Regions from separate parts of the Homo sapiens genome. Here region 1 is linked to region 2. The links are chromatin contacts, found by Hi-C or POLR2A ChIA-PET in ENCODE. All regions are on one chromosome and are shown on one strand. Each heading gives the region's core, a stretch centred on a gene start or an enhancer-like site at or near the end of the contact. The rest is flanking DNA. Distances are from core to core; before and after follow the strand shown. Region 1 has its middle 8.2 kb from the start of CALML3-AS1. Region 2 overlaps LOC107984198 (a long non-coding RNA gene).

The links. A loop is a pair of places that touch in the nucleus more often than their neighbours do. ChIA-PET counts read pairs that join two places held with the same protein, here RNA polymerase II (POLR2A).
Region 1: a loop to region 2 is called in a map of ascending aorta, with 2.1 times the contacts of the local background. The contact joins two enhancer-like sites. A Hi-C loop is called at or near these places in 1 of 168 maps with a recorded cell type or tissue (ascending aorta). POLR2A ChIA-PET finds 5 or more read pairs at or near these places in 1 of 52 experiments (PC-9).

The regions. Positions count from the first base shown.
Region 1 is chr10:5,532,590-5,536,364 of GRCh38, reverse strand. No RefSeq gene overlaps it. Among named protein-coding and RNA genes, the nearest start is that of CALML3-AS1, 8.2 kb to the right of the region's middle. Within about 2 kb of position 1,909, at least 5 of the 41 ENCODE cell types and tissues checked have a DNase peak (open chromatin) inside an H3K27ac peak, as active enhancers do; they include PC-9, where a contact is called at or near this core.
Region 2 is chr10:5,078,603-5,082,055 of GRCh38, reverse strand. It overlaps LOC107984198 (a long non-coding RNA gene), which reads right to left. Exons shown (of 5, transcript XR_001747341.2): 5 at 1,085-1,310. It also overlaps a transcript of AKR1C3 not described here. Among named protein-coding and RNA genes, the nearest start is that of AKR1C3, 14 kb to the left of the region's middle. Within about 2 kb of position 2,060, at least 3 of the 41 ENCODE cell types and tissues checked have a DNase peak (open chromatin) inside an H3K27ac peak, as active enhancers do; they include PC-9, where a contact is called at or near this core.

The DNA of each region.
Region 1 (3,775 bases), core at 660-3,159, 450 kb before region 2:
CCTGCCTGAAGGCAGGAGGCTCTCGGTGCCTGGTAAACAGCACAGGGCCTGGTCCACAGCAGATGCTCAACAAATAATTGTAAGACTGGCGAATGCATGAATGAATGAAATATGCATTGAAATAAATCTCTGATTTTTCATTCTCTAAATGCCATCCATATATCTTTGTGTTCATTACAGCAAAAGAGGCCATAGCAATAAAGATAGAATCACTACTTATGGGGGGGCCATTCTCTTTTCACACCTACTACCTTCCCTTCCAGAGGGCTGATGCAGGGTTAGAAATGAGAATGTGAGGCCAGCCGCAGTGGCTCACGCCTGTAATTCCAGCACTTTGGGAGGCCAAGGTGGGTGGATCACCTGAGGTCAGGAGTTCGAGACCAGCCTAGCCAACATGGCAAAAACCCCATCTCTACTAAAAATACAAAAATTAGCCGGGCATGGTGGCTGGCACCAGTAATCCCAGCTACTCTGGAGGCTGAGGCAGGAGAATCACTTGAACCTGGGAGGCAGAGGCTGCAGTGAGCTGAGATCATGCCACTGTATTCCAGCTTTGGTGACAGAACAAGACCTGTCTCACACACACACACACGCAAAAAAAAAAAAAAAAAAAAAAAAAAAAAAAAGAAAGAAAGAAAGAAAAAGAAAGAAAGAAAGAAAAGAGAATGTGGAAGGGAATAGATTCCAGCATCACGCTCTATTTTCCTTGCTGAAGCCTCTGTGTTCTAGGTTAAATAAATCTGTTTTTAGCCTTCCTTCTTTGGAGTTTCCTGAGGTCCCTGCAGGTTTTTTTTTTTTTTTTTTTTTTTCGTTTTTTTTTTTTTTTAACAGAAGGCTTGGTTATTGCAAAACCTCTTTGCATGTTTTTGTTCTCTTTCAGTGGAGACTCTGTTTGGCAATAGAACTAAAGTTTCCTCACAGGTTTTGGGTTACAGATAGGGTCTTACTCCATCCCCAAGTCTCCTTTGGGATCACAGTTTTTTAAGAATTGTGACTGTGCAGAACCAGGGCTTGCATAAGGCCACCAAGACTCTGGATTCAGAAATGGAAAATTTCCTTTTAAAATTAGGTAGGGGAGTTTGAACCAGGATTTTTATTTGGATAGCCTAATTCTTGGAAATGCAGCTGGTATCCCTTGGGATATTCCATAAAAACTTTCACGCATAGCTTCAGGCATTTACTTATTCCTTGTAAGTCTTGATGGAGAGAGGTTTCCACACAAAGTGCTGTGATCAGGACTTCAGGAAACACAAAGAGGCTTTTTTATTCTGCGCAGGCCAGGTTCCCACGCAGGTGAACTGTTCTGCAGTTTGGTTTCGCCTGCAGACATCTCCAAATCTGTGCTATGGTGAAATTCTTCCTCAGGTCGAATCAAAATCTTCTCTGTTGATGTTTAAGACCACTTTTTTGTTTAAGGCCATTTAGTTTTTACAGGAAAAGAGGAACAGCTCTTTACCTTCTGCCTAATCTCCCTTTCTGAATTGAAAGACTGTAATCTAATCGCTGTGAAGTATTTTCTTTCCCAAGCGAAAGAATCACAATTCTCTGAGCTTCTGCTCTTTGGCGCATTGATAACCACGGGCGGGAAGAGTGTTGGGCAGCGTTTAGAGTCTCTGGCAGGCTGACCACACACTCTGGGTTGTTAGAAGCTCTTTCCCGACTACATCTGTCGTCTAGGCCGGGAGAGTTCAGGGAAAAGTTCTGGGGCTTCAAGCCTGCTGTGCAGAGGGAGAAACTGAGGACCAGGTATGAGCCGAGCCCAGCCTGGCCGACGGGTCCTGCGGGTGGCGCAACGTGAGGCGTCGCTTGGTATCTGGATTCTCTCGAGTCCACAGGCAACTGGCATCGCTTATTAGTCACCCTCCATTCAGTGTGTAACCTGACAATATCAGCGGTGCTTTCCGGACAAAGAAGCTAACAGAAGAAAGCCAAAGTTGTGTCATCAGGCTGGGCGGAACGAACGCGAGCCCATCAGCAAAGAGCCTGCTTTGATCTTCATCGTGGGAGGATGGAGGGTCTGATGAAGCCGCGACAGTCTGCGTCTGGGTGGGGCGGGCCCTGCCCTGGGAGCGCAGTGGGACGTGGTGAGCAGGGCAGGCACATAATTTGGGGGGCTTAATGCAAAATGAAAATGCGGGGCGCCTTGTTCAAAACTCATTAAGAGTTCAAGGCAGCAACAGCAGAGCCTTAAGCCAAGTGTGGGGCTTTCCTGAGAAAGGGCCTGTGCGCCTGCGAGGGAGCGAGGTGGGGGCATGTGGTGACCCTCCCACCTGTGGACCGTCTCTCTCCACGCTCCGCACCCTCCCTGGGAAACTTCATCCATTCTTCTATTTGGAAATCCTATTACCTGAAAATCAACGAAAACCTAGAATTTATCATCTGATCCCCCCTCCCATGTCCTCCAACCATCAAAATGTAATTGCAACCCATTTTCCTTTTTCTGACATTGTTCCCTCCCAGTTGCTACAACCTTGCTTCAAGCCCAGATCTCTCACTTGGGCCATTCCCAGGCTTCCTAATGAGTTTCCCTGTCTCACCCTGACCCTAATCTTCATCCCCTAACAGCTGCCAGCGTGCTTCCCATCCACCTCCTTCACACGTGTGACCCATGACTGTCCACTGCCCCTGGAGTTGAGCCCAGGCTCCGCAGGATGGCAGTGGGTGGGCCTCATTGCCCAGCACGCCTATCTCCCCACCGTCCTCGCCAGCATCTCCTCCCAGAGCACACCAGGCTGCCCCATGCATCCAGTCCACACACGCACTCAAACGGCCACTAAGCCAGGTTCCGCTTTAGATCTTGGCTGTGAAGACGCTAGCAAGAGGAGCTGATGCTTCGGTGGGGAGCAAGGCGGAAAAGAAACCCTCATGGGAATGGATCGAGGTGAGTGCCCGGGTTCCGGATGTGCAGGTGCAGGGTCTCCAGACCAGCCTGAGGCCGGAGGTCAGGGCTTGGAAAGTCAGGAGGGGCTTCCTAGAGGATCTGATGTCAGGATCAAGGGCATCAGGATGGGTAGGAAGTGGTCGCTCAAGAGGAGAAGAAGGCCTGCTTCGGGCCCTGTGCCTTTTCCCACACTGTGCTTCAGCCTGGGACACCCGACACCGCCTTGGCCTGGCTTCCCTGCAGACCTGGCGGACAAGTCCCTTCCCTGTGGAGTCTTTCCCGGTACCCACTCTGCTCCCTCCATGTGCTGAGCCATGGCAGACACCTCCTCTTCTTGGCTCCAGGGCACTCTCCCAGCCCTTGTGAGTGTCTCATCCTCGTCTGTTCACTGACCTCCCCTGTTATGTGTGAGTCTTTCTCTCTTGGCATCCCCTGAAGCTCACACACATGAGCACATGCCCGGCACTCAGCAGCATCGCAGAATGTGAGTCTGCATTGAGCCACTAGCTTTATTCTTACAAATGCTGTATTATTCAGAGCAGGGGGAAGTAGCTCTGGCCACAGGCACTGGTCCCATCTTCAAGGAGGACTCTGAGAAGCTGACACGTGTCCCAAGCTGAGCCACCACTGGGGGATAAGGGAGGAACCTTACCCACTGTCAGGTAAGAACCTCTGGACAGAGCCTGGAGAGGAGAGGAGGCCATGTGGAGCATGAAGGCACCTGCTGCTGCCGGAGGCACAAATACGTGGACACATGGAGAGGGGCTGCTGCTCTAGACTCTCACAAACATAGAGAGAATAAAGGGGCCAGTGGGGGCAGTTACATGGAGGCACCTTTCAGACCTGTTTAAGGAAAAGCTTTCCGGGGATAGCAATTTTCCAACCTTTGGGCAA
Region 2 (3,453 bases), core at 811-3,310:
GGAGAATGTTTTTTCCTCTTATGATAAAGTACAATGATCCTTCTAAGACAAACAGAATGCATCATGCAAGTAGGTTTAGGGTGAATGCCATGTAGCTTCTACTTCTCTCTTGCAACTTGGAGATATTAGAAAAAACACTGACAGAAAGAAGCAAGAAATCAGGAGCTCACTGGTTTCTTCTTCTGTCCTCTTCCCCATGGGGCTGAGGGCTCCTGATGAGTGATCAAATGCTAGGAGAGGATGAATGGTACCACATTATTACCAGTGCCCAGGACAGATGCTAAGCTGGGCAGTGATGTTTTGCAGAGAAGCCTCAGGGGAGAGACACAGGAGAGGGAAGAAAATGGGGAGTAATGCTGCCTTTGAATTCACACCTAGAAAGGAGGCAGAATCAGGATTAGTGAACAATATTCAGGATTTTGCTTAGTTGGTTGGCTTTATGGGAGTCCTGAGAATGTTGGCTGGTGCCAAAGTTGAACGATGTACTGAGAGAAACAGCCTTCCCTGAGTAAAGTAAAATTATGTCATTAACCACAAAATATATTTCTTATATACAATGATTGTTTTTCAGAGACTCTCAAAACAAGTGCTTATTTTGGAGGAATATTTTTATTCATGTGAAAGCAAGTTTTTGGTCAATGCAAGCATTTTGGCCACATAAGTCAATGGCCACTGCGGCCCAACTGTCCCTCAGAACAAATGTGTTTAATGAAGGTGACACCATCCTTATAAAATCAATAAAACTGAATGAATGTCTAGGTTTTTAGCAAAATCAAAGCTTTTGAGTTGAAGGGTAGTTAAACATTAACCAGCTATGCCCCACAGGCCACTTTCTTATAGCTGCTTATAGCTTATAGCCTGTATTACAAGGCCCTAACTTCTATAGATAACTTCTGTAATGTGAAGAAGTTTCAAATTTTCCATATTTTCCAGATCCTGCATTCCAACAGATCCACTGATACCATCCTGTGTAAATACCCACTTTAAGGAACTGATTTGATCCTAGAATGCACTTACTATATCTTTATGTTTTCATCCCCCACACCCTAACTAATCAGTAACCCCCCCACTCCTCAGCCCTCTATCTGCCAAAAGTCCCTTGAAAACCCCATTCTAAAACTCCTTGGGGCAGTGAATTTGAGGTTGCGTCCTACCTCCTCCTTTGGCCGTCATTTGATCATTCAACTCTTTGTCAGTGGCAACTCCCGCTATTTTGGTGTGTTGGTTTGTTACTACACAGTGAGCACAAACATGGTGGTCCAATACAGAGGCTCTTCCTGTCAGGTGTCAACCAGAAAGTTCATCTAACACTACGAAGAAAGTGAGACACAGATAGTGGCTTCCTTAAGATCCTTCCATCCTTCCTAAACACTACACATTCAATGGCAGGCTCTGTGAAATCTTTGTTTGTTTGTTTGTTTGTTTGTTTGAGACGGAGTCTCAGTCTGTCACCCAGGCTGGAGTGGTGCAGTGGTACAATCTCAGCTTACTGCAACCTGCACCTCCTGGGTTCAAACAATTCTTCTGCCTCAGCCTCATGAGTAGCTGGGACTAGAGGTGCATGCCACCATGCCCAGCTAATTTTTGTATTTTTATTAAACATGGGGTTTCACCATGTTGGCCAGGCTGGTCATGAACTCCTGGCCTCAAGCAATCCACTTGCCTTAGCCTTCCAACATGCTGGGATTACAGACATTAGCTACCGCACCCAGCCAGGCTCTGAGAAATCTTATAATTACAAAACTAAAGGTGATAATTATGCAAGTAAGTATACTTGCACAAGGAAAGATTTTTTTCTCAACACGATTTTTAACATTTTCACACACTCATTCACATTCCCATACAGTGTTTCCCATCTCCACATCTTAAGATGTTCTTACTCCACATCTTAACCAGACGCTCTTACCGGCCTATGTCCGGACATGGGCAGTGAGAGGGAAGGAAAGAAAAAAGACAAAGATCTTGGCACTGATGGACCTCAGTTATGTAAATACCAGTATAGAGGCCGTGCACAATTCCTTCATTGCCATTGTCCAGGTCATGTTTGCTCATTCCCTGACTCTGATTCATTATTTCGCTTTAACTTTTCTGCTTTGCATACCATGCAGATACCCCTGCAGGTGCAAAGAAAATTTTCTTTCCTCGCCCTTCTGAAGTTTTGGTGACTTGATTACATAAGATACACTGACAATGGAATAATTAACATAAAATGCATATAAATTCATATACATGTACATGGAGCAGCAAATATGAGACTCCAAGCAGGACCAGATGATTGAAGATTTCCTCACATCCTGAGGCTACAGAGAGAATAGGGGCTTGGGGTCTCTCGGGGAGGTGGGGTCTCAGGTAATGGGGGAGAGAGAGAGGTATGCTTGGTGAGCCAAGGCTGTCCCCACACAGATGTGAGTCTCTCAGGGGCTCCCCAAGCTGCCCTCAGGAAGATAGACAGTGGCCTATGGAGAAGTTTCTCAGTCAGACCTTTAAAGCATTAGGATCTCAGTCTGTTTTTCCTGGGAGTTAATCTTTCCTTGATCCAATTAGGCAGATAAGGTGGGGGTGGGGTGTGCCTCAGAGAAATGCTTTTCTCCTCTGTTCACTTCACTAACGTGTATTTCCTCAGCACTTGCAAATCTCTGCCAGAGAAGAAAGCTTTTCAGGGCTATTTCTGTGTCTGCAGCCTCTCTGAATTGTAGCCCCTCTTAACAGCAAGATCAAAATATACCAAAAAAGTACATTTTGAGTGGCACATTTTGTTTTATTGCACCCTGTATGACAAGTCTTAAAAGCTAAGAGTGCACCATGAGCTCCTCAGTTGGGGGCCCCACTCCTGCCTCCTGGGAAGGCAGATACCACCCTCAGACACACTGGACAAGAGCATCAATAAATGAAATGATTTTAAAACAAATAGCTCCATTTTATGTGCCTATTTCCAACCACCTGGCACAAAAGTAAAACACCTGTGCAACTCAGAACAAGTACAATGATCCAGGCTGGCTACTGGAAGGTCTAGCATGCCATCCAAGTCCTCTAGTCATGGTAAGTCAGCAAGACTCACAAGGAGACTGGAGTTAACACTATCGAGACACCTTTACATGAACACGTCTAGTGAGTGTTAATGCCTTAAAGAAGGTGGAGGAGAAATGTCTGCACCCAACAGCAGAAGGGCCTGTTCTACTCATCACTGCAGACCAGGCATCTGAAGCTCTTCTTGTCTTATTTAACCTTGAGGCAAATAGTCCCTTGCTTCAATGGCAAATATTTTCAACTTACCATGCTATTCACAAAGCAGAGATAACAGCATTTAAACCACATGTGCTCTTAATCTCTCTGGGCCCTGCCTATATGTATGAACAAATTTAAATTACTTGCATGTCCTCCAGTGAGATCCCTATTCTATTTAAAAATCATATTGAGGAATATGTCGGACTGGAGAGAAAATCAACTCACGAA